Regions from separate parts of the Homo sapiens genome. Here region 2 is linked to region 1. Evidence: chromatin loops called from intact Hi-C (ENCODE). Cell type or tissue: heart right ventricle. All regions are shown on one strand. Each heading gives the region's core, and the rest is flanking DNA. Links, peaks and the distances in the headings are about the cores only. Region 1 holds the start of LINC01275 (long intergenic non-protein coding RNA 1275). Region 2 overlaps PEDS1-UBE2V1 (PEDS1-UBE2V1 readthrough).

Evidence for each region. Hi-C counts contacts between places; a loop is a spot of excess contacts. Peaks named below come from ENCODE experiments on the same cell type or tissue, not always from the same donor. Only the 100,000 strongest peaks of a DNase experiment are listed, where the experiment ranks them.
Region 2: it touches region 1 in a loop (3-fold over the local background); 102 of 110 quality-filtered maps call a loop at or near these places.

The regions. Positions count from the first base shown.
Region 1 is chr20:50,161,955-50,178,603 of GRCh38, reverse strand. LINC01275 (long intergenic non-protein coding RNA 1275) reads left to right here and starts at 12,404. Exons shown (of 2, transcript NR_183899.1): 1 at 12,404-12,574; 2 at 15,509-15,837. It overlaps LINC01273 (long intergenic non-protein coding RNA 1273), which reads right to left and starts at 6,034. Exons shown (of 3, transcript NR_109943.1): 1 at 5,816-6,034; 2 at 5,587-5,681; 3 at 1,933-2,323. RefSeq lists enhancers at 5,835-6,336, 11,863-13,062. In heart right ventricle, for the core only: a CTCF peak has its summit at 9,075 (motif pointing right); DNase peaks (open chromatin) are centred at 6,123, 6,725, 9,063 and 12,383; H3K4me3 peaks cover 2,875 bases; H3K27ac peaks cover 4,831 bases.
Region 2 is chr20:50,114,558-50,130,148 of GRCh38, reverse strand. PEDS1-UBE2V1 (PEDS1-UBE2V1 readthrough) reads left to right here. Exons shown (of 8, transcript NM_199203.3): 4 at 459-603; 5 at 1,962-2,174. It overlaps PEDS1 (plasmanylethanolamine desaturase 1), which reads left to right. Exons shown (of 6, transcript NM_199129.4): 4 at 459-603; 5 at 1,962-2,174; 6 at 4,970-11,895. The coding sequence ends at 5,091. It also overlaps a transcript of UBE2V1 not described here. Among named protein-coding and RNA genes, the nearest start is that of UBE2V1, 9.2 kb to the right of the region's middle. RefSeq lists a silencer at 14,072-14,228. In heart right ventricle, for the core only: a CTCF peak has its summit at 9,142; a DNase peak (open chromatin) is centred at 9,118.

The DNA.
Region 1 (16,649 bases), core at 4,666-12,665:
ATTTATTCTCCCCTGAAACCAGGGTCCTGCTCCCTCTGGAGGCTCTGGGGAAGAATCCCTCCTTGCCTCTTCCATGGTGCTTGCCCGCCATCCACCATGTTCCTTGGCTCTAGCTGCCTCACCCCAATCTCTGCCTTAATCTTCCAACGGCCTTCTTCCAGTGCCTTCTTCCCTCTGTGTGTTCACCTCCAAATCTCCCTCTCCTTTCTCTTATATAAACACCAGTCATTGGATTTAGAGCCCCCACAATCCAGAATGATCTCATCTTAAGTTGGGTTCATCTGCAAGCCCCTATTTCCAAATAAGGTCACATTCACAGGTCCCAGGGGTTAGGACTTGAACATATCTTCTTGGGGGACACAATTCAACCCACTGCATGTTTAACATCTTGGAGGGAGTTTGGGCAGTGCAGGTGGATGCATTTGTCAAAAGTAATCAAAAGTGGCTGGGCGCAGTGGCTCACCCCTGTAATCCCAGCACTTTGGGAGGCTGGGGCGGGTGAATCACTTGAGGTCAGGAGCTCAAGACCAGCCTGGCCAACATGGTGAAACCCCATCTCTACTAAAAATACAAAAATTAGCCTGGTGCAGTGGCAGGCGCCTGTAATCCCAACTGCTCAGGAGGCTGAGGCAGAAGAATCACTTGAACCCTGGAGGCAGAGGTTGCAGTGAGCAGAGATCGCAACACTAGACTCAGCCTTGGTGACAGAGCAAAACTCCATCTCAAAAAAATAATAATAATAATCAAAAGTACACCTAAAGGTGCAGTTCACCAAATGTAAGCTTTACAGACAGAGAAACAAATATTTGACTCTAGTTAATGACGTGCACACTGACATCTTGACATGCACACTGACATCTTGAGGGGTATCTGCAGCTTACCCAATTAAATGTTAAAAATAAAACAAGCCAGCCATGGTGACTGCCACCTGTAATCCCAGCACTTTGGGAGGCCAAGGCGGGTGGATCACTTGAGGTCAGGAGTTCAAGACCAGCCTGGCCAACATGGTGAAACTGCGTCTCTACTAAAAATTAGCTGAATGTGGTGGCGCACGCCTGTAATCCCAGTTACTTGTGAGGCTGAGGTAGGAGAATTGCTTGAACCTGGGAGAGGGATGTTGCAGTGAACCGAGATCGTGCCACTGCACTCCAGCCTGGGTGACAGAGTGAAACTCCATCTCAAAAAAATAACTGAAATAAATAAATAAATATAAAAATAAAACAGATTAATGAATAAACAGAGGTAGAGCCCCACCAATGCCACTTTTGAGAATCTATCCTGAGGAGCTCATCATGAAAATAACTCAAGCCTGCTCCTCACCACACATTCATTTAGGCTTTTCTTTAGATAAGATCTCTGTAGCCCAGGCTCAAGTACGTCGGCACCATCACAGCTCACTGCAGCCTCAACACCCCCAGACTCAGGTGCCCTTCCCTCCTCTGCCTCCCAAGTAGCTGGGACCACAGGCACGCACCACCATGCCAGGCTAATTTTTTTTTTTTTTTTTTTGGAGACAGGGTCTGCCACTCTGTCACCCAGGCTAGAGTGCAGTGGCACAATCACGGCTCACTGCAATCTCAGCCTCCCCAGGCTCAAGCAATCCTCACATTTCAGCCTCCCAAGTAGCTGGGACTACAGGCACACACCACCACACCTGGCTAATTTTTTTGCATTTTGTAGAGACAGGATTTTGCCATGTTTCCCAGGCTGGTCTCAAACTCATGGGCTCAAGCGATCTGCCTACCTCGGCTTCCCAAAATGCTGAGAAGCCACTGTGCTCGGCCTAGTCATTTAAACATTTTAATGATGAAAACTATGGAAACCAACTCAGTGCTCAGCTTTGCCACCCCCACTGGAGCACCTGGGGACTCAGCCTGAGGCTGTGGGAGGCATCAGGTGCGGGAAGCCTCTGAAATGAAGGGAAAGGTTGAACGTGGTTGCGTTTGCTTTATTACAGAAAGAATTATTCCAGCTTTCATCCAGTTCTCAGGGCCAGGCCGGTAACCCCCACAGAGGTGAAGGCCCCTGGTCAGCTGGGTGCTGGGTGCCCACCGGGTGCTGACATGCATACTCAGACCCCTCAAGAGGAAAGGGTGGCCTCCTTCACCAGGAAGCCGGCGCTGGTCCCGGCCCTGTCGCCGGGAACGTAAGCAACTGGGCCTCTTTTTCCTGGGCATTTATGCTGTGCCAGGCACTGCCCGAGGGGGTTGTATTTCTTCATATATTTATTCCCTTCTCTTCTGGTACCTGCCATCCACCTCTTCTCACCCCCACTCAAAGGCAGCCATTCTGTCACTTTGTGTCTTTTTGCTGGAATGTGTCCCTGCAAAACACATGTGGCTACTTTGTGGCATGAACACTTGTGTGAAGGGTTTTGTAGCTGTGGCTCATCCACGGTCCTTTCTATGAGCAGTCCCCAGTCTCAGCCGCCCAGTCCCTGGGGTAGACACCCAAGTGACCCCCAACCTGCCCCACCACAGATAAGGTGAGCTGCCACCTCCTTGCACCCTCTAGGGCTGGTGTGAGGATGTCTCTGGGACTTTGGCTTGAGAGTAGGTTGTAGGGGATGGGGGGACTAATTTGACTAAGTACCAGGTGCTCTACAGAAAGGCTGTCCCGTCTCCACTCACACCAGCTGTGCCCAAGGGTTTTATATCCCATATCTTCCACCACCGCTTGGTACTATTCACCATTTTTTTTTTTTTTTTTTTTTGAGACAGAGTCTTGCTCTGTCGCCCAGGCTGGAGTGCAGTGGTGCAATCTCAGCTCACTGCAACCTCCACCTCCTAGATTCAAGCAATTCTCGTGCCTCAGCCTCCCGAGTAGCTGGGACTACAAGTGCCCACCACCATGCCTGGCTAATTTTTGTATTTTTAGTAGACACGGAGTTTCTCCATGTTGGCCAGGCTGGTCTCGAACTCCTGACCTCAGGTGATCTACCTGCCTTGGCCTCCCAAAGTGCTGGGATTTCAGGCGTGCACCAACACACCTGGCACTATTCACCTTTTAAATTTTTTTTTAATTTTGAAATACTTTCAGACTTAGAGAAAAGTTACAAATACTTCAAATATTTCCCAAATGTTTTCATTTTACTACATTTGATGTATCATATTCTCCTTCTTTCTCTCTCTCTCTCTCCACAGACACACACACACACACACACACACGCACATGTGTCGTTTTTTGTTTGTTTGCTTTTTGAGACAGGGTCTCTCTGTCACCTTTTTAATTAGCCAGGCGTGGTGTTGCACATTTGTAGGCCCAGCTACTCAGGAGGCTGAGGTGGGAGGATCGCTTGAATCCAGGAGTTCGAGGCTATAGTGAGCAGGTATCATGCCACTGCACTCCCTCCTGGGCAACAGAGCGAGACACCATCTCCAAAGAAAAAAAAAAAGAAAAAAAAACAAAACAAAAAGATGTCTGCGGTTGGGCATGGTGGCTCATGCCTGTAATCCCAGCACTTTGAGAGGCCAAGGCGGGTGGATCACGAGGCCAGGAGTTCAAGACCAGCCTGGCCAACATGGTGAAACCCTGTCCCTACTAAAAATACAAAAATTAGCCGGGCGTGGTGGTGGGCGCCTGTAATCCCAGCTACTCGGGAGGCGGAGACAGGGGAATCGCTTGAACCCGGGAGGCAGAGGTTGCTGTGAGCCGAAATTGTGCCACTGTACTCCAGCTTGGACAACAGAGCGAGACCCTGTGTCAATAAATAAATAAATAAATAAATAAATAATGTGACCTGTTAATGTGAGTTACATATTTAATTTAAAATTGTCTAGACTGACCAGCCTGTGCAACATAGTGAGACTCCATCTCTATGAAAAAATTTAAAAATTAACTGGACATAGTGGTGCCTGCCTGTAGTCTCAGATACTTGGGAGGTGAGGCAGGAGGACTGCCTGAGCCCAGGACTTCAAGGCTCCAGTGAGCTATGACTGCACTCCAGCCTCGGTGACAGAGCAAGACCTTGTCTCTAAAAATAAATATTTTCTTTTTTGAGACAGAGTTTTGCTCTTGTTGCCTGGGCTGGAGTGCAATGACACTATCAGCTCATCGCAACCTCCATCTCCCGGGTTCAAGCGATTCTCCTGTCTCAGCCTCCCGAGTAGCTGGGATTACAGGCATGCACCACCACACCTGGCTAATTTTGTATTTTTAGTAGAGGCGGGGTTTCTCCATGTTGGTCAGGCTGGTCTCAAACTCTCAACCTCATGTGATCCATCCACCTTGGCCTCCCAAAGTGCTGGGATTACAGGCGTGAGCCACCGCACCCGGCTTCTTTTTTTTTTTTTTTTTTAATTTTTTGAGACAGAGTCTCACTCTGTTGCCCAGGCTGGAATGCAGTGGTGCTATCTCTGCTCACTGCAACCTTCACCTCCCAGGTTCAAGCGATTCTCCTGACTCAGTCTCCTGAGTAGCTGGGATTACAGGCGCCTGCCACCACGCCTGGCTAATTTTTTTTGTATTTTTAATAGAGACAGTGTTACACCATTTTGGCCAGGCTGGTCTCGAACTCATGACCCCAGGTATTCCACCTGCCTCAGCTTCCCAAAGTGCTGGGATTACAAACATGAGCCACTGCACCCCGCCAAGGGTTGTAGTTCTTAAAGTCTTTCTTTATCAGGCATATAAGAATGAGACCCCTCTCTTCATGGTCTGCCTCTATTTGTGAAGGTTTTCTTAACATTAGTGACACCAGGCCAGGCGCGGTGGCTCACGTTTGTAATCCCAGCACTTTGGGAGGCTGAGGAGGGCGGATTACGAGGTCAGGAGATCGAGACCACGATGAAACCCCGTCTCTACTAAAAATGCAAAAAATTAGCTGGGCGTGGTGGCGGGTGCCTGCAGTCCCAGCTACTCCAAGAGGCTGAGGCAGGAGAATGGTGTGAAGCTGGGAGGCGGAGCTTGCAGTGAGCCGAGATCGCACCACTGCACTCCCTCCTGGGCAACAGAGCGAGACTCCATCTCAAAAAAAAAAAAAAAAAAAAAAAAAAAAACATTAGTGACACCATTTTGATTCTGACAACTGTCACACATTTTTTTATTGTGGTAAAATATTTAACAGAATATTTATATTTTTCACCATTATTAAGTGTACAATTCAGTGGCATTAAATGCATTCACACTAGGCACAGTGGCTCACACCTGTAATCCCAGCACTTTGGGAGGCCAAGGCGGGAGAATTACTTGAGCCCAAGTGTTCAAGACCAGCCTGGGCAACATAGCGATACCCCCATCTCTACAAAAAAATACAAGAAAAATCAGCCAGGCGTGGTGGCACGCACCTGTAGTCCCAGCTACTCGGGAGGCTGAGGTGGGAAAATCACTTGAGCACGGGAGGTCGAAGCTGCAGTGAGCTAGGATTGCACCACTGCAGTCCAGCCTGGGCAACAGAATAAGACCTTGTCACAAAAAACAAAGAAAAGAAAAAAAATTCACAATGCTGTATACTCGTCATAACTCTCTGTATCCAAAACTTTTCCATCATCCCCAACACAAACTCTGTCCTCATTCAACAATTCCCCCCTCTCTCCAGGTAATCTCTATTCTATTTTCCATCTCTCAGAATCTGCCCATCCCAGGTACCTCATACAACATTGTCCTTCTGTGTCTGGCTTCTTTCACTGAGCACAATGTTTTCCAGGTCCATAGGTGTTGTGGTCTGTGTTGGAATGTTCTTCCTGGGACAAAACAAGGCCTGTCTGACTCCAGGGCTGCCCCCGATCCCCCACGCCCACCTGCCTGTCCCCTCTGCAGGCCTCAGTGCTTCTGTCTGTAGGAAGGGAAGGGCTGGGCGGCCTGCTGGGCTGGTCACCTGCCACCTTGCCGTCAGCGCCTTCCCTCGCGTTAATCACTGTTCAGCCAGAAAACCGAAACCCCTGAACACCGCAACAGAGACTCTCCCACAGGGAACGGGTTACAGAGACGACGGTGGAGGCAGAGGCCGAACGGGATGGGGAGGACGCTCCGAGAAAGAAATCGCAGCCGCAGAGAGCCACTGCCACCTCTAAGCTGGAGGGGCTGGTAAGGTTGCTGTAGCCCAGGGCCTGCGTCACTCCGCAAAGCGGGAGGCACAGGGGCCTGTCCCGGGGCGCTCCCCGACCGGGGCCTCCCGTTGGCCAATAGGAACTCACCGGACGCGAGCCTGGGAAAGGCGCCGCAGGGTCAGCTCTGGGATACACAGAGCAGAGCTGCAGAGGGCGGAGCTTGGATCGGAAGGCAAAGAGCCCCCGCCCCCGCCCGACAGACCCTCCCTCCCTGGTCAACTCCTACCAGGCAGCCCCCACTGTGGCTCCAAGCCCTGGCTTCTCGGACCCAGCTTCCTTCTGTCCCGCTGGCCTAGGGTGGAGCGCCTCCAGCTGTGGCCAATGCTTCACCTGGCCTTTCTGCATCTCGGCTCGTCCGTCCTCTGTGTAAGCAATGCCTGTATTCCATCCCTTCTGTCTGAAATGCCTAGGGTGGTCTCCCTCTTCCAGACTGGCCCCCAATGAGACACCAGTGGTGCTGTCGTTTACAGAGTGGCCACAGTGCTACCACGGGAGGTTAGTGGATGGCTGAGTCATGAACCAGAAAGGAGGGCAGAAGTGAGGTGAGATGGGTCCCCAAGGCAGGGCCACTCCGTGGTAAGTGCAGGATCTCAAGGCAGACCCTGAGCTTTACAGAGACGTTGAGTGGCCACAATCAGGCCCCCAGCTCAGCCAGTGGACGGGCTCCATGTGGCACTGGGCCAAAGAAACCAGCCTCCACTGAGGGCCTCCTGTGTGCCCAGCTGTATTCCCACGTCAACCCCATCTCAGCTGGCAGGGCTCACCGTAATAGAGGACTGCAGACTGTGTGGTTTAATCAACAGAGATTGTTGTCAAGGTGTGAGCGGGGCTGGCTTCTCCCGCAGCCTCGCTCCGGGGCTTGTAGATGGCCGCCTTCTTGCTCTGGGCTCACATGGCCCTCCCTCTGTTTGTGTCTGTGTCCACATTTCCTCTTCCTATGAAGACAACGATTATATTGGATTAGGGTCCACCCTAATGACCTCATTTTTACTTAATTACCTTTTTTTTTTTTTCAAGAGGGAGCTTCACTCTGTGACCCAGGCTGGAGTGCAGTGGCGGGATCTCGGCTCACTGCAACTCCCGCCTCCCGGCTTCCAGCAATTCTCCTGCCTCAGCCTGCCGGGTAGCTAGGATTACAGATGTTCACCACCATGCCCAGCTAATTTTTGTATTTTTCCTAGAGATAGGGTTTCACCATGTTGGCCAGGCTGGTCTCGAATTCCTGACCTCAAGTAATCTGCCCACCTCCACCTCCCAAAGTGCTGGGATTACAGGCGTGAGCCGCTGTGCCTGGCCACTTAATTACCCCTTTAAAGGCCTTATTTCCAAATACAGTAACATTCTGAGGTACTGGGGGTTAGAATCTCAACATAATTATTTGGAGGAGGTCATCATTCAGCCTGTGACACCCCCCAGTTTCACAAGGTGGGCATTATCGGCCCTGTTTTCCAAATGAGGAAACTGAGGCCCAGAGAGTGGCTCACCCAAGGCCACCCAGAGCTGGGTCTCCTCAGGTCCAGGGCTCCCCACCCCCCACACCATGAGCAGGGCTGCTGCTCCACCTGCCAGCCCAGGGAATCTTCTGTCACTCTCTGTGACTGCCGCAGACCCTGGGAAACGGATTCCAATCCCTCTTCCTTTCGTTCCCTCTGCTGTGTGTAATAAGATGATGACCCACCATTTATTGGCCCTTTCCTATGTGTGAGGCTCTTCCACTAGCATTTCTCATGCATTCCATACACACACACGACACGGCTCCTCTGGCTCTGCTCAAGCCTCCTCAGAGATGCCCTCCTCACACACCCCACTTGTAACAATGCCTCCACCCACACCAGCACGCCTCCTGCTTTATTTTCGTTTGTAGTGTCATAAATACCTGAAATTAGGCTGGATACGGTGGTTCACGCCTGTAATCCCGCCACTGGGAGGCCGAGGTGGGTAAATTACTTGAGGCCAGGAGTTCGAGACTAGCCTGGGCGACATGGAAAAACCCCATCTCTACTAAAATACAAAAATTAGCCGACTACTAAAATACAAAAGTTAGCCGACATGGTGGTGTGTACCTGTAGTCCCAGCTACTTGGCAGGCCAAGGCATGAGAATCACTGGAACCCAGGAGGTGGAGGCTGCAGTGACTGAGATGGCACCAGTGCACTCCAACCTGGGTGACAAACTGAGACTCTGTCTCAAAAATAAATAAATAAATAAAAATAATACCTGAGATTATATCACATGCATGCTTATTGGTTTGTTGTGTTCTCTGCACTAGACTGTAAGCTCCAGGAGGGCAGGACCCAGGCCTCATCCCCTGCTGTATCCCTGGCACCTAGATGAGATTGTCAGTCACTGACATCTTTATTGAAATGTTGTTTCAATAAATTATTAAATAAATTAGTTCTTTCACCCAGCCCTCACCAATAATCTGTAACACGGGCCTTAGGATCCTTATTTTATTTTATTTTTTTTGAGACAGAGTCTTGCTCTGTCTCCCAGGCTGGAGTGCAGTGGCGTGATCTCAGCTCACTGCAACCTCTGCCTCCCAGGTTCAAGTGATTCTCTTGCCTCAGCCTCCCGAGTAGCTGGGATTACAGGCACACGCCACCACACCCAGCTAATTTTTGTATTCTTAGTAGAGATGGGGTTTCACCATGTTGGCCAGGCTGGTCTCGAACTCTTGACCTTGTGATCTGCCCGCCTCAGCCTCCCAAAGTTCTGGGATTAAAGGCATGAGCCACCGCACCTGGCCCAGAATCCTTATTTTACAGAAGAAGAAAGTGAGGCTCAGAGAAAGTCCCAAATCCACCCAGGCTCACCCAGCTAGTAAGTAGTGAAGCTGGAATTTGAACCCAAGTCTATGCTTGCAACCTCCACACCCAGGCCACCTCCTTGCCTTGACCTTCCTTCCAAATCTCTCCCTGCTCTGTGCCTTCCCAAACCACCCTCACACAATTGCCCCGAACCTCTCTTCTTCTAGAAATTCCCAATACGTAACCAAGCTGGGCTGCAGTATCCCTTTGTGCCAGCAGGTGTCACCAGAGAATCCAGAAAGCCATAGTCCGCGGTCTTGCACTCCAGAGCACAGTTCATACTCTGATTTACTTAATCACTTTTAAGGATATTTCCAAGTTTTTGCTCCACAAAGGAAGGTGCAGCTGCATCCTGGCACCTGTGTTCATGTGCTATGTGGTGAGAATTTCCCTGGGAATGGATTCCTAGAAATGCAATTGCAAAAGAGCAAAAATAACTTTAAATTGCATAGATTTAAAGATTTGCTAAGCCGGGTTTACAACTGAGAAATGTGAGACCCAGAGAGGGCACATGGGTGGCTCAGGGGCACACAGCTAGCTAGTGGAAAGGCCAGATTTAGAACTAGTAGTACTAGCTCCTCTGGGCCAGGCGCGGTGGCTTACACCTGTAATCCCAGCACTTTGGAAGGCCAAGGTGGGCAAATCACTTGAGCCAAAGAGTTCGAGACCAGCCTGGTAGAGTGAGACCTTGTCGTTAAAAAAAATACAGAAAAAAAATCAGCCAGGCACGGTGGTACACACCTGCAGTCCTAGCACTTTTGGAGACCAAGGTGGGCAGATCACTTGAATCCTGGAGTTTGAGATCAGCCTGGGCAACATAGTGAGACCATGTCTCTATAAAAAATACATATATATATCTCCAGCTGTGGTGGCACACATCTGTAGTTCCAGCTACTCAGGAGGCTGAGGTGAGAGGACTGCTGGAGCCCAAGAGGTCAAGGCAGCAGTGAGCCGTGATCACACCACTGCACTCCAGCCTGGGCAACAGAGCGAGACCCTGTGTCAGAAAGAACTAGCCTCCAGCCATGAATATTTCTACTGCACCTGGACGTTGCTCCCACCTAGGCTAAGGCAGAGTCTTTGTGCATGAATCTGTATGGGGGCCTGGATCTGACTGCTTCTTTGGTTATTCAATCATCCATTTATTCATTAGACAAACTACAATGGTGGGATACAGGCTCCATGCTGTAAGAAAGGTTCAAATAACAACTGCCTCCTAGTCAAAAAGTAGTTTGTTTTCCTCTCTCATATTAATCTGAATGAAAGTGATCCAGAGCTGCATAGTTGCTTTACGGTGTCAGGAACCCAGTCTTTTGCTATCTTGCGCTCTTTTTGTTGAAGACAACTGGCAGTTTTCATCTTATGGTCCAAAATGGCTGCCCAAGGCTGGACACAGTGGCACATGCCTGTAATCCCAGCACTTTGGGAGTCCAAGGTGGGCGGACCACTTGAGCTCAAGAGTTCAAGACCAGCCTGGGCAACATGGTGAAACCTCATCTCTACAAAAAAAAATTAACCAAGCGTGGCGGCAGGTGCCTGTTGTCCCAGCTACTTGGGAGGCTGGGTGGATCGCTTGAACCCGGGAGGTGGAGGTTGCAGTGAGCTGAGATCGCACCACTGCACTCCAGCCTGGGTGACAGAGTGAGACCCTGTCTCAAAAAAAAAAAAACCCTATGTTGACTTCTAGTCAACATAGTACTGGTAGTTCTAGCCAGAGCAATTAGGAATGAAAAAGAAATCAGGCCAGGCGCAGTGGCTCACGCCTGTAATCCCAGCACTTTGGGAGGCCGACGCGGGTGGATCACGAGGTCAGGAGATCGAGACCATCCTGGCTAATACGGTGAAACCCCGTCTCTACTAAAAATACAGAAAAATTAGCTGGGCGCGGTGGCGGGTGCCTGTAGTCCCAGCTACTCGAGAGGCTGAGGCAGGAGAATGGCGTGAACCCGGGAGGTGGAGCTTGCAGTGAGCCGAGATCGAGCCACTGCACTCCAGCCTGGGCGAAAGAGTGAGACTCCATCTCAAAAAAAAAAAGAAAAAGAAATCAAAGGCATCCAAACGGAAAGGAAGAAGTAAAATAATCTCTGCTCTCCAATGATATGATCTTATATGTAGAAACCCTAAAGATTTCACAAACTAAGAAAAAACTGTTAGAATTAATAAATGAATGCAGCAAAGTAGCAAGATACAAAGTCAGCACACAAAAATCAGTTACTTTTCTCTACACTGACAGTGAGTGATCTGAAACAAAAATTATAAAAACAATTTCATTTACAATAATATCAAAAAGAAGAAAATCCTTAGGAATTAATCCAAAAAGTGAAAAACTTGTACAATGAAAACTACAAAACAGGCCAGGCTTGGTGGCTCCTGCCTGTAATCCCATCACTTTGGGAGGCCAAGGTGGGCAGATCACCTGAGGTCAGGAGTTCAAGACCAGCCTGGCCAACAAGGTGAAACCCCACCTCTGCTAAAAATACAAAAAATCAGCCGGGCGTGGTGGCACTCACCTGTAGTCCCAGCTACTCGGGAGGCTGAGGCAGGAGATTTGCTTGAACCTGGGAGGCGGAGGTTGCAGTGAACTGAGATAGCGCCACCGCACTCCAGCCTGGGTGACAAAGCAAAACTCCATCTCCAAAATAATAATAATAATAATAAGTGTTGGTGATGATGTAGAGAAATTGGAACCCTTGTGCACTGTTGGAATATAAAATGGAACAGCCAGGCCGGACGTGGAGGCTCACGCCTATAATCCTAGCACTTTGGGAGGCTGAGGCAGGTGGATCACTTGAGGTCAAGAGTTCAAGATCAGCCTGGCCAACATGGTGAAACCTTGTCTCTACTAGAATACAAAAATTAGCTGGGCATGGTGGCGCACACCTGTAATCCCAGCTACTTGGGTACCTGAGGCAGGAGAATGGCTTGAACCTGGGAGGCGGAGGTTGCAATAAGCCAAGATCACGCCACTGCACTCCAGCCTGGACAACAAGAGCAAAACTCCGTCTCAAAAAAATAAACAAATAAACAATAAATAAATAAATAAAATTTAAAAATGGAACAGCCAACCTGGAAAACAGTATGGCAGTTCTTCAACAAATTAAACACAGAAATTACCATATGATGCAGCAGTTCCACTTCTGGGTATATACCCAAAAGAATTGAAAGCAAGATCTTGAAGAAATATTTGTACACCCATATTCCATTAGCAACAGTGTTTACGATAGCTAAAAAGTGGAAACAACCTAAGTGTCCATCATCATCGATCACATGAACAAACAAGCAAAATGTGGTCCTTCAGCCTTAAAAAGGAATGAAGTTCTGACTCAAGCTATAATGTGAATGAAAGAGAGAGAGAAAAAAAAAGAGAAGAGAAGAGAAAAGAAGAAAAGGCAGCCGCTTTTCAAATGAGCTGACCCTGAGCCAGGCTTCTAGGAGCCAGAGGTGACTCAGCAGAGGCCCCACCCTCGATTCGCATGGGGAGACATTCCGGGGCAGCCTCCCGCTGACGTGTCTCAGCACATAATCACAAAGAGCCAAGCACGCATGAGTCAGAAGCAGTTATATCCCTAAGTCATAAAGCAGCAGCTGGGCCCAAGATTCCTGGCATCCTTCCAATCTCACCTCCCCCGCCCTATTTACCCAGGAGCAAAAGAAGCGGAGGGAAGCAACACAGCGCAGCGTGACTACGTGCTTGATCTGTCTCCTCCTAACGGGCATGCAGGTTGGTTCCAGTTTCCAGCGATCCTAAACACACTTGGCTGGACCTCCCTGTGCCTACAGAGGTGGGATTTTGTGACATAGGTGGGGGGAAATGGAATTGCTGGGGTGAATTGTAGATCCACGGGAGCTCCATTGCAACAGAAAAAGGCATGCCTCTTCAGTTTACTTACAGGTCAGGATTTCTAACCTTGGCCCCATTGACATCCTGGACTGGGTCATTCTTTGTTGTCAGGCAGCGGGGGAACCGTCCTCTGTAGGATGTTTAGCAGCATCCGTGGCTTCTACCCAATAGATGCCAGTAAATCACCACCTCCAGTTGTGACAACCAAAAATTTCTCCAGACATTGCCAAATGTCCCCTGGGAGTCAAAATCACCCCCAACTGAGAACCATTGCTGTAACTGTACAGAGCCTATGAGGATGAGGAGGATTTCTTTTTCTTTTCTTTTTTTTTTTAGACAGAGTCTCGCTGTGTCGCGCAAGCTGGAGTGCAGTGGCGCAGTCTCAGCTCTCTGCAACCTCTGCCTCCTGTGCTCAAGTGATTCTCCTGCCTCAGCCTCCCGAGTAGCCAGGATTATAGGCATGCGCCACCGCGCCCAGCCAATTTTTGTATTTTTAGTAAAGACGGGGTTTCACCATGTTGCCCAGGCTAGTCTTGAACTCCTGACCTCAGGTGATCCACCTGCCTCGGCCTCCCAAAGTGCTGGGATTACAGGCATGAGCCACCGCGCCTGGCCTACGAGGAGGATTTCTAAGCACAGATTCTTTAAACAGGTTTTATGTGTTATTGACTTTCTTCTCTTTGGGCAGAAGGACATTTTACCTCCCTAGAAGGGGTGCAATGACATTGATAGTCACTAGTTTAAGAATAAGAGATGTCCCTTGCAAGCAGACTCAGAGAAAAAAAAAAGGGTCTCAGTTCCTAATTGGGATAAATAACGAGATTTGAATCTGAACGATAGAAATTAAATTATAGGCCAGGCGCAGTGACTCACACCTGTAATCCCACTGCTTTGGGAGGCCGAGGCAGACAGATGACGAGGTCAGGAGATCGAGACCATCCTGGCCAACATGGTGAACCCCATCTCTACTAAAAAAAAAAAATACAAAAATTAACTGGGTGTGGTGGCGTGTGCCTGTAGTCCCAGCTACTCGGGAGGCTGAGGCAGGAGAATTGCTTTAACCTGGGAGGCGGAGGTAGCGGTGAGCCAAGATCACGCCATTGCACTCCAGCCTGGGCAACAAGAGCGAAACTCCATCTCAAAAAAAAAAAAAAAAAAAGAAAAGAAAGAAAAGAAGTTAAATTATAGCATTGCACCAATGTGACATTTTCTGATTTTAAAAACTATAGAGTTCCTATAAGATAATGTCTTTGTTCTTAAGAAATACACACTGAAGAATTTAGGGTAAAAAGGCATTATGTCTGTAACTGACTCTCAAATGGTTCCGAAAAAATGGTACACATGGAGAGAAAGAAGGATAAATCACGTGTAGCAAAATGTTGATAATTAGGGTATTGAGAGTTTATTGTACTATTCTTGCAACTTTCTGTAAATTTGAAAAAAAATTGAATTATTATTTTTAAAGGCATTTTTTTAGAAACTCACCTATGTTTTGTTCTAGTTTTTAAAGCAAGTTTTAATCTGTCATTCCCACCTGCTCCCAGGAAAAGGAAAAACATCATTGTATGATTGTGCCCTGGATCTAGACACAATTAGGGCACAGTCCCAAGAGGCTTCCAGAAAAAGGTTCTCAGTATAAGTGTGGCAGGCAGGAAGATCTCTTGCGTATATTTGTAAAATGCCTGGAAAGAAATTCCACCGAACATAAACAGTGGGTGGTGATGGTCCTATTGTCTATTGTGTCCCTCTGTAACCACCCTCTCCCTGCACTTGCCCCCTTCCCCAGGCAACCCAGGTGCCTTAGGTAAGTGACCCCATTCCCTGCCCTGCCTTGGAGGGCCGGATGAGTCAAAGAGTAATCTTATCCCTCTGCTAGTGAGTACAAATGAAGTCTGTGGGCCAACAAGGAGCGAGGAGCAGTTTCCTGGAAGCCCTGGGCTGGTGTTTGACTTGCTTTGAGATAGAATAAATGGGAGAAAGAGACTTTATGGGACATCTGGGCCTAGGGCTCCTGGATGCTGTGCTGAAAACACCACGTACAGAAGCCAGTCTAACCTTCTGGATGATGAGAGCCCAGATGCAGTACAGAGGTGCCCCAGCCAACAATCAGCTGCTATCTGAATCCCATCTGGATCCCATCTGAATCCCATGTCACCATGAATGAGGCCACCTTAGCCCAGCCAGCACAGCTGAAAGCCAGAAGCAGCCGCATGCACAAGCCCAGGGGAAGCCCACAGAGGAACCACCAGCCAACACACAGAATTGCAAGCAGTTAAGCAACTAAGATTAAGACAACAATTTTAAAATGAACCAGGTCCGGCCGGGTGCGGTGGCTCTCAGGCCTGTAATCCCAGCACTTTGGGAGGCCGAAGCGAGCGGGTCACCGGAGGTTGGGAGTTCGAGACCAGCCTGACCAACATGGAGAAACCCCGTCTCTACTAAAAATACAAAGTTAGCCAGGCGTGGTGGCGCATGCCTGTAATCCCAGCTACTCGGGAGGCTGAAGTAAGGTTATAACATGGCCTGGCGTGCAGTACGTGCTCAATAAATGCTCACCGTTATTGTTGATCAGGCATTTCTGATCTTGTCCCCTATGCCATTCACTATGAGGGCTCACGATGACAGGCAAGAAACAAGTAATCTACTAGGGAAATAATTGGGGAACTCTCAGGAACACCACAATGGCTAGAGAGCCTAGGAAAGCAGTTCATACACTGGAGGCCAAAAAGAAGGACTCGTGCCTGCCATGTGTGTGGCAGAAGCTTCCGAGTATCAACTATTAATAATATCATTTTCCTTTCTTATTATTAATAGAACCCCAGCTTTTAAGTTGGTCTCCGCAGAGGACAACTGCATTCTCCAGCCTCCTGTACAGCAGAGAGTGCCATGTGACTAAGACCAAGTTCTAACCAGTGGGATCAAAGCAGGGAAGTGTTGCCTTCTTTGCCCCTTCCTGCTGGCTGGAATATGACAAAACGGCTGCAGCATGAGCAACCTTCTTGGGCCCTGAGGTGGAAGCCACCTGTTGGTTGACCGACCAGATGGTGGAGTGACCAGATAGAAGGGGCCTGGTGATTGTGGATTCTGCCACACTACCTCTGGTCCCCTATACCTATGTGAAAGGAAAAGAAATGTCTGCCATGTTCGTGTGTGTGTGTGTGTGTGTAGTGTGTGTGTGTGTGTGTGTGTCTGCCATGTTTAAGCCACTATAACTTTGGGATATCTGTGGCTTATAGTCAAATCTAATCCAAACAAATGCACCTCTATGTCCCCCTCACAGATAAGAAGATTGATGCAAGGGAACCCCTGATGTGGCCATAACACAAAGATAGCTTCAACCACCACCGATACGGAGCTGGACTCCGCCCTTCCTGGCCTCCTGGCCTTTTATTCCCCGCTAATTCCTCTGGATTCCTAATGACTCCCATTCCCTGCATGCACACCAGGTACAGTCACATCTCCTGGCGTTTACTCTTGCCATACCCAGTGTCCAGCTTCCCTCCCTTATCTTTGTTTTGTTTTGTTTTTTGAGACGGAGTCTTGCTCTGTCGCCCAGGCTGGAGTGCAGTGGTGTGATCTCGGCTCACTGCAACCTCCGCCTCCCGGGTTCAAGCCATTCTCCTGCCACAGCCTCCCCAGTAGTTGAGATTACAGGCACAGGCACGTGCCACCACGCCCAGCTAATTTTTGTGTTTTTAGTAGAGATGGGGTTTCCCATGTTAGCCAGGCTGGTCTCGAACTCCTGGCCTCAAGTAATCCACCCGCCTCGGCCTCCCAAAGTGCTGGGATTACAGGTGTGAGCCACCACACCCGGCACCTTACCTTACCTTTTCTCCTTGGTAAAAACACTGGAGAAGTTGGCCAGGTGCAGTGGCTCACACCTGTAATCCCAGCACCTTGGGAGGCCGAGGCGGGCGGATCACGAGGTCAGGAGATTGAGACCATCATGGCTAAC
Region 2 (15,591 bases), core at 4,920-12,919, 49 kb after region 1:
TTGGCCAGGCCTGGTCACGTGTTCTTTCTCAGCCCGGGGCGAGGTCAGCCTTGTCAGAAGAGCCTGGACTAAGGAGGGGAGGCTGTTACCCCAGCAGGTGCAGGGGGTCCAGAGGGTCCCACCTTTTACTTAGAGGGACCTCCTCAACTGCCTTGGGGTGGGGAGGAAGGGCGGAGGTTGTCTCCAAGCCCCCTTACAGCACAGGTAGGGAGACTGAGGCCCAGAGGCAGACAGTGCCAACCCAAAGCCCTTCCAGGGTCATTTCGGCTCATCTCCCCAAAGGCTGGATGGGGTCTGTGTCTGGCAGTGGGCCAGGTGGGAATGTTCAAGCATCCCGGGTGGAGGAAACTTAGGATCAAAGGCGGGAGGTGAGCCCAGGGTGAATGTGTTTAGGGGGCTGTGGAGAGCAGCTGACCACCTTAGGCTGACTGCTGGGGCTGTGTCCCCCTCAACTCCAGGCTTTCATCCGACCCTTCCGGGAGCACCACATTGACCCGACAGCTATCACACGGCACGACTTCATCGAGACCAACGGGGACAACTGCCTGGTGACACTGCTGCCGCTGCTAAACATGGCCTACAAGTTCCGCACCCACAGCCCTGGTGAGACACCCAGCTAGTGGTGGGCTGGGAGGGGGCCTTGGGGGCAGAGGCCGACCCCCAGGAGCCTTCTGGGGCTTATGTGTTTGGCTCCTTATGGTATTTTAAAAGAGTTTTCATTCATTGTCTTCATGTAAAATCAGGAAACCTGACATGAAGATGGAGGTTTCCAGCTTCTCTTGCACAATCTGCTCTGGCCCCCCTGGGTCCATGTTCCCACCTGGCCTCACTGGGTGGGAGCTGAGCTGCAGCCACTGCCTTTGACAGGACGCGTCTTTCCAGTTTACCACCGTCCCCACTATTCCTTGCTTCCCTGCACCCAACCCACCTTGTTCATTTGTGTTACCTGCCTGGCAGGGCTTCTGGGGTTTTGCTACCGTGGCCTAGTGGAAAATGTCTAGGCTGTGAAAACAGGGCCTGCCTATTTTTAGAGGGACTGGTCCCAAAGTAAGTGATTTCACCACTCTGAGCCTCAGTTGCCTTATCTGTCAGGTGGAGGTAGGTTGGGGCCCGGTCCTGTTCCAGCACCTTAACACCCATTTGTTCTTCAGGCAGCCTCCGGTGGGTAGAGGTGGTGAGGACGTGTAGTGTAGTGGGTGCTATGGCACCCTGCCCATCCCCTTCCCTGGGGGTGCACCCAGCCCCTGCTTCTGTGAGTGGTGGCTGCTGACAGCTCCCAGCTTCTCCAGGGATGGAGGGGAGGTCCCACCTGTCTCCTTGGGATAAGGCTGGAGCCAGTGACTGAAACGCCTCCGACGCTAGTCCCTTTGCCTCTGAGTGGGTCTAATTCTAAAGAGCCGTTAACACCTCAGAGCTCCTTGCAGGAACAGACTGAGACAGGACGCCACCCACCCCATCTTTGCTCTGCTCTTCCCCTGCCGTGTCTTGCTTCCCTCCCTCCCTTCGAGGTTTTTTCCTGAAGAGGCTCCCTTGATAAATCACATGCACAAGAACCTGTTTCAGGCTCCGCTTCTAGGGAACCTGGGTGAAGGCATCATTCCCATTTTCCTGATGGGGAAATTAAGCTTCTTAGAGGCAGAGTCACCGATCCAGCCCATACTGCCAAGAAATGTCGGCAGAGATCGGAACCCAGCTCCAGCTGACTCCGGTCTACATTCCCAGCCATTGCCATGCTTATGCCATTATCCTATTACACCATTACGCCTGCTTCCTGAGCAGGAGGAAAGCCTGAAGCCCAGGGCAGCACCTGAGCTTGCCTGCGGCCCTGCAGGGGGTGGAAGAGAATCCTGGGTGCTTGCCCAGCTCAGGAGCCGCCCAGGAGCAGGTGGTGAGGGCCATTTGGGGTGGGTTCCCCGTCCCGAGTGACAGCTGTGCCGGCCCCCCCTCTCCCCAACCTGCAGAAGCCCTGGAGCAGCTATACCCCTGGGAGTGCTTCGTCTTCTGCCTGATCATCTTCGGCACCTTCACCAACCAGATCCACAAGTGGTCGCACACGTACTTTGGGCTGCCACGCTGGGTCACCCTCCTGCAGGACTGGCATGTCATCCTGCCACGTAAACACCATCGCATCCACCACGTCTCACCCCACGAGACCTACTTCTGCATCACCACAGGTGCGGCCACCAGTGGCGTGGAATGGGCTTTCCCCACCCCAGCCACTGCACCATCTTCGAGGTCAGGAGGGCAGAGATCACAGCAGGAGGTCACACAGTCCTTGCCCTCTGGGAACAGTCTCTCAGGTCATGCATTTATTGAGCACCTACTGTGTGCCAGGCACTATTCTAGGTGCTGAGGACACAGTAAATGAGACTGACAAAGCCCTCTCCCTCGACTTCATGGCGTTGTGATTCCAGCCACCCATCATCCCGTATTTATTGAGCACCTACCACATGCCATGGTGCTTTGGGCGTAGGCTCCTGCAGCAAACAAAATAGCATGAATCAGCTGGGCGCAGTGGCTCATGCCTGGAATCCCAGCACTTTGGGAGGCCAAGGCGGGTGGATCACTTGAGGTCAGGAGTTGGAGACCAGCCTGGCCAACATGGTGAAACCCCATCTCTACTAAAAATACGAAAAAAAATTAATTGGGCTTGGTGGCAGGCACCTGTAATCCCAGCTACTCGGGAGGCTGAGGCAAGAGAATTGCTTGAACCTGGGAGGTGGAGGTTGCAGTAAGCTGAAATCGCACCACTGCACTCCAGCCTAGGTGACAGAGACTGTCTCAAAAAAAAAAAAAAAAAAAAAAAAACCAGAAAACACGGATCCTTGCCCTTGTGGCACTCACCATCTAGTGAGGGAGCTGGAACGAATGAATAAAATGTGTAGCGTGGCTAATGGTGCTAACTGCTATGGAGGAAAATAAAGCAGGGGTGGGAGAAGGAAGTGGGGGCTTTGCCTCTTAAATCGGGTGGTCAGGGAAGGTGACACTTGAACAAAGACCCCGAGGAGCTGAGGGACAAAGCCGTGCAGACCTCTGTGGGAGGCACTCTAGGCAGCAGGAACAGTAGGTGCGAAGGCCCTGAGGCTGGCCTTTGCTTGCTTGGTGTGTTTCCGGAATGGCAAAGAGGCTCCTGACTGGAGTTGAGGCAGAGCAATGGAAGAGGGAGAAGCGGGCAGAGCAGTGGAAGAGGGAGGAGAGAAGGGGGCAGAGCAACTGAAGAGGGAGGAGAGAAGTGTGGGAGGGCCCTGAAGATAGATGAGCACAGATTAGAGCAAAGGTAACAGGAAGCAGCAGGCCAGAGGCAGGAACATGCCCAGTGCAGTGGAGGAAGGGAAAGGAGGCCCACGTGCCATGCTCAGTTAGCAGCCAGTGCGAAAGAGGTGAGGTGAACTGGGAGTTTCTCTGGAGCCAGCTGGGCTGCTTTCAAGGTTAAGTGTATCAGGTGCTGTCAAGTCTAACTCAGGCCTAACTCTCAGCTTCTCCACATGTGCCTTTAGGCAACTCACAAACCTCCCTGGGGACCGCTTTTCTCCTTACAAAATAGGGCTGCAGCCGCCTCCTTCATATATCACCTTCTTAGGGCCATAGTGGGAATGGCAAATGCGGTGTTTGGCATATAGTAGGTACTTGATAAATTACAGCTACTATTTTTTTTTAGGTCTTTCTGGAAACAGAACTGAGAACCACAAAAAAACATTCTTTTTCATGTCCTCAATTTGTGCTCCTTGGAAGGCAGGTGGAGGGATTAGAATTCAGGCTATTTAGGAGATGGGTTAACTACTTAGGCAGGGCTGAGTTCCAATCCTGGTTTGGCCACCTGCTAATTGGGAAACTCTTCTCTAAGCCTCAGTGTGCTCATGTGGAAAATGGGACTGATATTAGTATCTACCTCATGGTGAGCTGGAAGGCTGTAAGATTGTGAGCAATATTTATTCAGCACCTACTCTGCGCCTGGCTGTATTCTAAGCACTGAGGATCAGCAGTGAAAGAACATGGTGTTTTGCATTTTGGGGATAACGTTCCAGTTGGGGATTGGGGGGTGAACAAACACAGAACAGGAAAATAGAGAATTAACGAAGATGGTTACAGGTTATCATAAAGGCTATAAAGAAATGAAAGAGGGTGGCCTGTCATGGTGGTTCACGCGTGTAATCCCAGCACTTTAGGAAGCCAAGGCGAGAGGATTGCTTGAGCCCAGGAGTTCAAGACCAGCCTATATAAGACAAGACCCCATCTGCATTAAAAAAATTGTAAATAGAGCCAGGCTCAGTGGTTCATGCCTGTAATCCCAGCAGTTTGGGAGGCCGAGGCGGGTGGATCACGAGGTCAAGAGATCGAGACCATCCTGGCCAACATGGTGAAACCTAGTCTCTACTAAAAATACAAAACTTAGCTGGGCATGGTGGTGTGCACCTGTAGTCTCAGCTACTCGGAGGCTGAGGCAGGAGAGTCACTTGAACCCGGGAGGTGGAGGTTGCAGTGAGCCGAGATCGCCCCACTGCACTCCAGCCTGGCCACAGAGTGAGACTCTGTCTCAAATAAATAGATAGATAAATGATAGATAGATAGATAGATAGATAGATAGATAGATAGATAGATAGATAAAGGGTAATGTGAGAAACCTGGGGTGCTGCTTAAGTGGATGATCAGGGAAGGCTTCCTGGCAGAGGTAGCATTTGAGCTGAGTGATAAGGCCACCACAGTGCCTGGTATATAGTAAGTGCTCAAATATAAGTAAGTGCCTGGTATATAGTAAGAAAGTAGAGGAATATGGGGGTTGGAGGCCTGAGTGGCCCCAGGCCCATTGGTGGGAGGCCCCCACTTCCAGTTCCTTGGCCGGTCCCTGTGTCCTATCCTGTACTGACTCACTCCTCATTGGGCCCCTCCAGCCCAGTGAAGGTCAGCTCTCTTCCAATGTCCCCTTGACTACTCTCTCCCATTCAAACTCCCGCTGCCATTTCTACTGCAGGCTGGCTCAACTACCCTCTGGAGAAGATAGGCTTCTGGCGACGCCTGGAGGACCTCATCCAGGGCCTGACGGGCGAGAAGCCTCGGGCAGATGACATGAAATGGGCCCAGAAGATCAAATAACTTCTCCGAGCCTGCTACCTGGTTGCCAACCTTCCCTAGCCCCCAAACCGAAGCCATCTGCCAAATTCCAGCCTCTTTGAGCTGGCCCCTCCAGATGGAGAGGACATCTCCTGGGCTGGGCCCAGGTACCCCAGCCCACCCCTCATGACACAGAATACTTGAGCCACTGATTTTTCATTTCTTTTTTTTTTTTTTCCTCGGCCCCTCCTCAGCCACCTGAGTTGCTCTATCTGCAAGCCTGACTCTGCCAGCCTCCCCTGGTAGAGAGGAGGTTTACCCACTCCCTGCACGCCTGCCGTCCCTGCCCCGCTGGGCAGCCCTTCAGTGTGGCTGGCGTTGGGGCCAGTGAGTTGCCTCTTTCCCTCCTTGTCTGGCCCCAGTGGTCTGGGGAGCCCCCAGGCACACCTAAGCGTCGTGGAGCATTGTTCTGCCACAGCCCTGCATACTGACCCCGGGAGGCTGGGCAGGTGGACAGCCCCAGCCACCACCTTCAGCCTAGCCTGTCCCCCAAGGATGGTGAAGCTCAGCAGGGGTCTGAGGGTAGCCGGCCAGAAGAGGCTGGAACCTCCTGCTCAAGTCTAGACCCCTACTTCTCTGCTGCCCCCACCCTGCCAGAGCTGATGTTTCCAATACCAAGATGTCTTCACAGGGCACAGCCCCTGCAGAGCATCTTGGTCATTTGGAAGAGGACACGGTATCCCCTCTGGCCAGAGTATGTCAGAGAAGGAAGAGTAGGGCTTTTTTGTTTTGTTTTTTTTTAAAGGTGCTTGCTTGTTTAATGTAAATAATAGAAAGCCTTAATATCTTTTCTGTAACACGGAGTAATATTTTAATGTCATGTTTTGGATGTACATAATATATTTATAACAAAGCAGCAAGAGTCTACTTAACCTTGGCTGCCTCGTGGTGTTTCCTGGCTGGGTGGGGTGGGGGGTATCAAGGAGCCTGGGACGTGAGGCCCCACTCTCGCCCCATTCCCAGCTCCCCCCAACCCTGGCCTCAGGATGAGAGCTGTCACCTGAGACAGTGAATTAATGTTGACATCTGCTCCAAAGCCTTTTGGAGGGGATTGGGTGAGGACAGTGGTCTTTCCTGTTGATCATGATGATAAAGTAATGATGGCTGATCCCTATTTGTGACTTCCTTCAGCAAATATTCACTGGCACCTGGTGTGTGCCAGGCTCTGTCCTGTACACAGGTACAGCGGTGAAAGAACCAACAAAGACCTATCCTGGTGGAGCTGACCTCCTGGGAAAAGAGTCAATAAACAAATAAATGCACATGGAAATTCAGGTGGTGATTTGTGAAGAAAATCAAACAGGACAGAACCACAGCGGAAAAGCAGGGTCGGTGCTGCTTTGGCAGGGTGGTCATGAAGGGCCTCTGAGCTGAGACCTGGGGGAGGAGAGGAGGTCAGACACGAAAGAAGTGAGGGAAGAGGCCTCTTGATGGGACAGCAAGTACACAGGCCCTGAGGCAAGAACAAGCTTGGGGCCACGCACAGTGGCTCACGCCAGTAATCCCAGCACTTTGGGAGGCTGAGGCGGACAGATCACCTGAGGTCAGGAGTTCTAGACCAGCCTGGCCAACATGGTGAAACCCTGTCTCTACTAAAATTTACAAAAATTAGCCAGGCGTGGTGGCAGACGACTTTATCCCAGCTACTTGGGAGGCAGAGGCAGGAGAATCATTTGAACCCGGGAGGTGAAGGTTGCAGTGAGCCGAGATCGAGCCATTGCACTCAAACCTGGGGGATAAGAGCGAGACTTCGCTTAGAAAAAAAAAAAAAGAACAAGCTTGGGATTTTAAGAGATGGTGAGGCAGCCACTGTGGCTGGACTAGAGTGAGCTAAGGAAAAATGGAAGACAAGGTTGGGAAAACATGGATTTGGTATACAGAGACTCATAGGCTGAGGTGAGTGGGGACCTGCTGGTCATTTTATTTATTTGTATTTATTACTATGTTTTTAGAGACAGGGTCATGCTCTGTCACCCAGGCTAAAGTGCAGAGGTGAGGTGTAATAGCTCACAGCAACCTTGAACTCCTGGACACAAACGATCCTCATGAGTGGCTGGGACTAGCACATGCCGCCACACCTGGCTTGGCTATTTTTTTTTTTTTTTAAAGAAATGGGGTCTCACTATGTTGTCCAGGTTGGTCTTGAACTCCTGGCCTCAAGTGATCCGCCTTGGCCTTCCAAAGTGCTGGAATTTTAGGTATGAGCCACTGCACCGGGTCAGGACATTATAGACCAATTAGTAACTTGTTTATTTGTTGAATAAGTAATTATAAGGCATCTCCTATGAACTAGGTACTGCGATTCTGTAGTGAACGCTACAGACATAGTCAATAGCTAGTCTAGGCTAGATAGTTTCTGCAATATTAGCCAGAAAAAAGAAAGCCTGTTGGGGACAGGGAAATGCCTAAAGGACTCCAGAGCAGTCACAGATAATGACATTTCTGAGTAGCTGGGATTACAGGCGCCCACCACCATGCCCGGCTAATTTTCGTATTTTTAGTAGAGATGGGGTTTCAGCATGTTGGCCAGGCTGGTCTCCAACTCTTGACTTCAGGTGATCCACCCACCTTGGCCTCCCAAAGTGTTGGGATTACAGGCATGAGCCACTGCGTCCAGCCATGACATTTATTTTTTAAAACGTGACCCATAATGCCATTTTCCTTTGCCAACTAGACTTTTGATTTGTGACTATGCCTGAGGGGACCACACAAGGAAGGGTGTTAGAATTCGACAACTCATAAATGACAGAAATTTAAAGTAAACAGCTAAAATAATCGTATTAGCTCATAAAACGGAAAAGTCTACAGGTGTTCTGAATTAAGGTTTGGCAGGACCCAGGGGCTCACATGATTCATCAAAACGTGGTCTCTCTAAGCTCTGTTTTTCTCTTTGAGTTGAGACTTACTAGACCAGCTCAGCAATCTCAGTGGAAAGTGCATTCCCAGTAGTTGCAGTGGAAGTCCCAGGGCAGGCTCTCATTGGTCTGGACTGGGTCACGTGCCCATCCCTGAACCAATCACATTGGCCAGTGGGGTGAAATGCTCTGGTTGCCCAGGGCTGAAAAATGTCCATCTGGATTTGCAGGGTTGTGATCACCTCTTCCTAAGGCATTACTACAAAAAGAAGTCAATGGTGGATGGGACAGGCAGCTAAATTCTTTAGAGGCCATAGGAGTAGCCTCACCACTGTGGTGTTGGTTTCCAGGCCCCACCAATCTGTGTCAGTTCCCCTGGAGCCGACAGAAAAAAAACCCTCAGCCTGAGTCCAGAGAGGTAAAGTGACTCCCCCAAGGTCCCACAGGTAGTAAGGGTAGAGCAGCCCTCAGACTCAGACCATTTCACTTCTGAATTCTGGGGGCTGGAAAAAAATCCTTCTCAAAACCAGAAGGTGCGCTGCATTGGGTCTGAGAGTGTTGGGGCCACTTGTGAGATCAGGGACTTGCAAACAAGTGCCTATGAGGGCCAGACAGGGGAAAATGCTACTTAATATTACTGAGCACTTAACTTTGCACCAGACTGTGCAGAGAGCTCTGGCATGGGTCCTGTCAAGCAGTCCCTGCAGCTCTGAGAAGTGAGTACTCTTTGCACCATTTGCAGATGGGGAAACTGAGGCACAGAGGTCATGTAATATGCCCAAGGTCACACAGCTGGTAGGTGGCAGAATCAGGATTTGAGCCAGCGTCTGACCCAAAGCCCCTGTGCTTTAACGCTCCCATTGTGGAGAGGGAGGTGAGACAGGTGGCACGTGAGAAATGTGTCCACTATGAGGCAACTGCAGCATGCCTGAGAAAGGGCCGCTGACGCTGGGGACTGGGATGACCTGGAGACATCAGGCCTAAAGGGCAGCTGCTACTCACAGCAGCTGGTTAAACAGGAGCCAGAAATCTAAACTTTAAAAATGCTGGCTCCGTGTTTAAAACGTACTGTGGGCAAAACAAAATGAGTGCATAGGCCAACTGCCTGCAGCCTCCCTCCCAGCTGCTGTGGGATGGCTTGGTTTCAGGTAGGCATGTGCTGCTGTCTGGTGGTGGCACAGGGTAGTGGCATGCAGGGCAAACATGGATTTCCAGCTCAACCGGGGGAGCTGTAGTGAACTTGCATACCCCTGTGTGCTCACTGTTCTTTAGAAGGGGCCTGGGCACATACCTTTGGGCGCCTGCCCCCAACTGAAACTCCATCACCCCGCCTTTTTTTTTTCCTGGAGACGGGGTCTTGCTCTGTCACCCAGGCTGGAACACAGTGGCATGATCTGCGCTCACTGCAGACTCAACCTCCCAGGCTCAAGCAATCCTCCCATTTCAGCCTCTTGAATAGCGGGAACGACAGACATGTGCCACCACCCCCAGCTAGTTTCTTTTTGTATTTTTTGTAGAGATGGGGTTTCACCATGTTGCCCAGGCTGGTCTCGAACGCCTGAGCTCAAGCGATCGGCCCACCTCAGCCTTCCTAAGTGTTGGGATTACAGGCATGAACCACCGCGCCCAGCCAACCCTCCTTTGATAAACCAAAAATATTTTTCAAGCTACCCACATATATATATGGGTATATATATATATATAGCAATATATATATTGCTATATAAGCAATAGGTAATGCTTGCATAGGTAAAGAATAAGAATCACGCCGGGTACAGTGGCTCATATCAAATAATATAAACAGGGCTAGAGTATGGATAAGCTGACCCTGGACAGTGGGCCAAATCCAGCCACTTGCTTTTCTATAGCTCAGAAGCTTTTGTGGGTTGTTTGTTTGTTTGTTTGTTTGTTTGTTTTTTAGAGACAGGGTCTTGCTCTGTTGTCCAGGCTGGAGTGCAGTGGCACAATCACAGCTCACTGTAACCTCAGACTCCTGGGCTCAAGTGATCCTCCCACCTCAGCCTCCTGAGTAGCTAGGACTACAGATGGACACCACCACATCCAGCTAATTTTTTTTTTTTTTTAGAGATGGGGTCTCGCTATGTTGCCCAGGGTAGTCTCAAACTCCTGGCCTCAAGTGATCCTCCCACCTCAACCTCCTGAAGCACTGGGATTACAGGTGTGAGCCACCATGTCAGCCACGAGCATTTTTTAAATGGCTGGGGGAGGGGGAACAATATTTCCTAACACAGAAAATTCAAATTCCAGTTTGTAAAGCTGAATTGGCACACAGCCATGCCCCTCATTTACATATTGTCCGAGGCTGCTTTTGCACTGCAGTGGCAGAATTGAGTCGTTGCATCGGAGACCACGTGGTCCACACAGCCTAAAATATTTACGATCTGGCCCTTTACAGAGAAAAGTTACCAACCTCTCCCTAGTCTAGAATGAAGGGTAAATTGCTCCCCATTCATGTTCCCTCAGGTACTCAGTTCCCCTCCTTAGAGGCCATCATTTTGACAAGACACTTGCAATGCCTTATGTAGGCAGAGGGGTATGTCTGCCCCACTCCTTTTCACACAATATGTAGGATATTATGCACACAGTTCTGCACCTTGCCTTTTTTCACTTAATATATTTTGGAGATAGTGTTATCATTAATGTTCACAAACCATTATTATTTTTTACAGCTGCATAGTGTTCCACCTTCAGGATGGAATGGACTTGACTTTTTTTTTTTTTTTTTTTTGAGACAAAGTCTTGCTCTATTACCTGGGCTAGAGTGCAGTGGTGCAATCCCAGCTCACTACAGCCTCTGCCTCCTGGGCTCAAGCTATCCTCTCTCAGCCTCCCATCCCAAGTAGTTGGGACTACAGGTGCATGCCACCATGCTGAGCTAATTTTTTTTTATTATTTTTAGAGACGGGGGTCTTGCTTTGTTGCCCAGACTCGTCTCAAACTCCTGTGCTCAAGCAATCCTCCTGCCTCAGACTCCCAAACTGCTGGGATTACAGGCTTGAACCACGAGTGTGTTTTAAATTTTGATAGTGCATACCAAATTGTCTTCCAGAGGCCATGCCGGTTTAAGTTCACAAGTTTTCAGAGTCCCTGTTTCCTCACACCCTTGCCAACACAGCGTGTTATCAAATGTTTTGTTCTTTGCCAATCTGATAGGTGGTTTTAATTTGCATTCCTCTTACTGTATTTCATTGATTCTAAGATGTCACTGATTCTAAGATGCATCCTGATTTCAGAAGTTCACATGTAAAAATGTGGCTGGGTGTGGTAGCTCACGCCTGTAATCCCAGCACTTTGGGCGGATCACGAGGTCAGGAATTCAAGACCAGCCTGGCCAACATAGTGAAACCCCGTCTCTACCAAAAATACAAAAGAAATAATTAGCTGGGTGTGGTGGCGGGTGCCTGTAATCCCAGCTACTTGGGAGGCTGAGGCAGGAGAATTGCTTGAACCCAGGAGGCGGAGGTTGCAGTGAACTGAGATCGCGCCACTGAACTCCAGCCTGGGCGACACAGCGAGACTCTGTCTCAAAAAAAAAACAAAAAAAAAGTAAAAACGTATAGCTTCAAATCACTGAAATACAATATGTTTTGTGAGATTGGGTATCTTACTGTGAGTTTAAAATGCATTTGCATTTCCTCATCTGTTCATGTCCTTTTCCTATTTTTCTTGGAAGGGAGGGTAGCATTGGTTAAGAGTGTAGGGTTCAAATCCCAGTTCTGCCACTTACAAGCTTGTGACTTTGGGCAAGTTACTTAACCGTTCTGTGTCTCAGTTTCCTCACCTGCAAAATGGGAATAATAATGGTACCTACCTCATAGGATAGGTGTGAAGATTAAATACATTATTATATGCAAAATACCATGTTCCTGGAATATGGCAAATGCTCAATAAATATTTGCTGTAACTGTCATCTTTGAGTTATTTTTTCTTAATGAGTTTCAAGGGCTCTTTATACGTTAAGGAAACATCCTTTTTGTCCCCCCACCTCCCTGCCCCAAACCCCAGTTTTCATTCCTTTTTCCTTGACCACAGAAGTAACATATAATACAAAATTAAGACATTACAAAAATTGTATCAGAAGAAGCCAATGGAAACAACTTAGATGTCCATTGATAGAGTGAGTTAATGAAGTACACCAAGACCCCCTGCCCACCCATCCCCACCGCTTTTTGACTGTATATTTCGGAAACTACATCAGACATTAAATAAGATGTCTCAGCGCCATGGCTAGACACACCTCAGGGAGCCATGACTCCACATAAATGCCATAGAATTTCACTAGCAAATGCATCACACATCCTGTTTGTTTGTTTGTTTGTTTGTTTGTTTGTTTTTAGATGGAGTTTCGCTTTGTTGCCCAACCTGGAGTGCAATGCTGCAGCAACCTCTGCCTCCCAGGTTCAAGTGATTCTCCTGCCTCAGCCTCCCGGGTAGCTGGGATTACAGGCATGAGCCACCATGCTCGGCTAATTTTTCTATTTTCAGTAGAGATGGGGTTTCACCATGTTGGCCAGGCTGGTCTCGAATTCCTGACCTCAGGTGATCCACCGGCCTTGGCCTCCCTAAGTGCTGGGATTACAGGTGTGAGCCACCATGCCCGGCCTCATCACACACTCTGTTAACCACACATCCCTTCTCCTCTCTGTCTTCTGCAAGTCCACAGTCCTTCCTGTCGACAGTTTGTCAGCTTTACTTTCTGCAGCTTATGCTACAAAAACTGTAGCACGAGGTTGGGGGGGTTCCTTAACTATAAATAGGAAATTGAAGGTTGTGGATAACATTATATAATTTTTGTTTTTTCACCTTTTGAATATACTTTTTCAAACTACTCATGCCTTTTACATCCCAGAGATTCCAAACCAGCCCTAGTGTTTTCCCACTTGAAAAGAGAGTTCACGAATGGACATTGTGGATCTGTCAGGTCTACATGCCTCTCAACCGAACCACTGCGTCAGCTTCCTGTATCTATTAGGTATGCTTTTTGGTGGTAGGTAACAAAAACCTACCTTTAAGAACAACTTAAGCAACAGGCACATTATCTCATGTCTTCAGATGTCTGCAGTTGGGCAGCCCTGCAATTCCTTCAGCAGCTCAGCCACATCACCCAGGATTCTAATTCTAACCATTACAACCTCATATTGTAGGAAGGAGGAAAGGGGACAAAAATAGGCTTTTTCTTCAGCTTTTTTGTTTGAGACAGTCTCGCTCTGTCGCTCAGACTGGAGTGCAATGGCACGATCTTGGCTCACTGCAACCTCTGCCTCCCAGGTTCAAGCGATTCTCGTGCCTCAGCCTCCCGGGTAGCTGGTATTACAGGCCTGAGCCACCAAGCTCGGCTAATTTTTGTATTTTCAGTAGAGACGGGGTTTTGCCATTGTGGCCAGGGTGGTCTCGAAATCTTGACCTCAGGTGATCCGCCCGCCTCGGCCTCCCAAAGTGTTGGGATTACAGGTGTGAACCAGGGCGCCCAACCTTCTCTTCAGCTTTTATGAGGGGAGGGAAAGTTTCCAAACACCCACCTTGCCATGTGGGGCCATGGCGACTGGAATGGCGGTAAACATGCCCAATACACCTTCTCTCTGGGTTCCCTGCTACCAATATTGCTGCTGCCCAATTGGGTGTCCTCGCCCTGTCTCCTCATGGCAGCACGATGCACTTTGTAAAAAGGCAAACCTGCCCACATTTAGCTCAAAACCTCCCAGGCTCCACCTCCCTCATCACGGGAGAGCCAGCGGGTGACACAGGGTAAAGAGAACTGGATTCCAAAACTGATTTTACTCCTTCCTTGTTGTGTGACCTTGGAAAAGCCATCTAACTCCTCTAAGTCTCAGTTTTCTCATCTCACAAATGGAAATGGTAACAGCTACTTTGCAAGGTTCATTGAGGATTAGGTAATAATAGCAGCTAATACTTATATTGCACTTAGTGCCAAGCCCTCTTCTAAATTCTCTAGTTCTATTAACCATTTTAATCTTCCCCAAAATCCGATAAAACAAGACTCTTATCCCATCAGCTGAGTTTATCAGCTCAAGCGCAGAGCGGTGATCAGGCGCAGGCGCCGGAAGGAATCCTGCTCTGGGGACCGGCTGTGACGTCCAGGAATGGGGCAGAAACTCTTCGAGGGAGCGTGTGCGCGGGACGTACTACAACTCCCATCAGGCACTGCGCCAACGCTAGACTACAACAACCAGCATGCCTCGGGCTGTCCCGCCTAACCTCTTCCTGCGATGAGCTCGGCACGGGAATTATTATTGTCAATTTTACTTGCAAGAAGTTTCCTACAAGAGCCAAGGAATCCATGCGAGTAAACATTTACGGGCACCATAGATAAAAGGCTTGTGTTTTAATCCTCATCCTCTCCACCTGTTAGCTCTGAGTCTCAGTTTTCTCATCTCTAAAAATGGGGATATTCACAGGAGTTGCTGCATCGAGTTGTGAGGATTAAAAGTTGGATGTAACGGCTTGGTAATTATGAGCTCTTCTAGTGTCCCTTCCTCTTCCCTGTGCCCAAGGGGTTTTAGGAAAGCATTTTATCTCCACAGCAATCCTATGAGGTTGATACTACTATCCTCATAGAAGGGGAAACTGATGCCAGGAGAGGTTCAAGCGTCTTACCTGAAGTCACAAAGCAAACTGAGTGATGAAGGAAGACTTGAACCTAGAAAATTTCACTGCAAAGGTGAGTCCACCTTAGGAACCCAAATGCTTCCACTTGCTACTGATGCTTTACAGTGACCCCAAGTCCAGGGCAAGTATTTTCTGTGCTCCCCAAAGCAAACTTGTATCACGTGATACACGAAAAGTCAAGTTGCTTCACCTGTAGCCAGTGCTGGCACTTTGAGAGCTAATTATAGCTGAATTTGATGTGGTTGGAGGAATCGAGGAAGGCTTCCCTGAGGGGATGGTGCTGGATCTGAGAACTGAAGAGTGGGAACAGCACAGGCAAAGCCCCTGAAGTGGGAGAGGGCATGTGTTCCAGGGGGCTTGCAAAGGGCCAGTGTCGCCGCAGAGGTACAGAAAGTCTCAGAGGCGCAGGCTGTGCCAAGGCTATGGTGAGGCAAGTGGGGTACCTAGGGTGCAGATTTTTTTTTTTTTTTTGAGACTGAATCTCTCTCTGTTGCCCAGGCTGGAATGCAATGGTGCAATCTCAGCTCACTGCAACCTCTGCCTCCCGGGTTCGCTCGATTTTCCTGCCTCAGCCTCCCGAGTAGCTGGGATTACAGGTGTGTGCTACCACGCCCCGCTAATTTTTGTATTTTTAGTAGAGACGAGGTTTCACCATGTTGACCAGGCTGGTCTGGAACTCCTGACCTCAGGTGATCTGCCCACCTCGGCCTCCCAAAGTGCTGGGATTACAGGTGTGAGCCACCATGCCCTGCCCTAGGGTGCAGATTTTAAGGAGTCACTCACCTGCAGCGCTGTGCAAGTGCGGAGTCAGGACCTGAGTGAAAGCCCCGTTAAATCTGACCACCCCATCCTCGTCCCTGCCCTGGGTGCAGAGCCTGGTGCACAGGGTGTCCAGGCATCCTGCTTTGCCCTGGAGAGCCCTGGTTTCCACTTGTCCTGGTGAGATTATAATAAGTCCCCTTTTAATCTGATGTGTGTC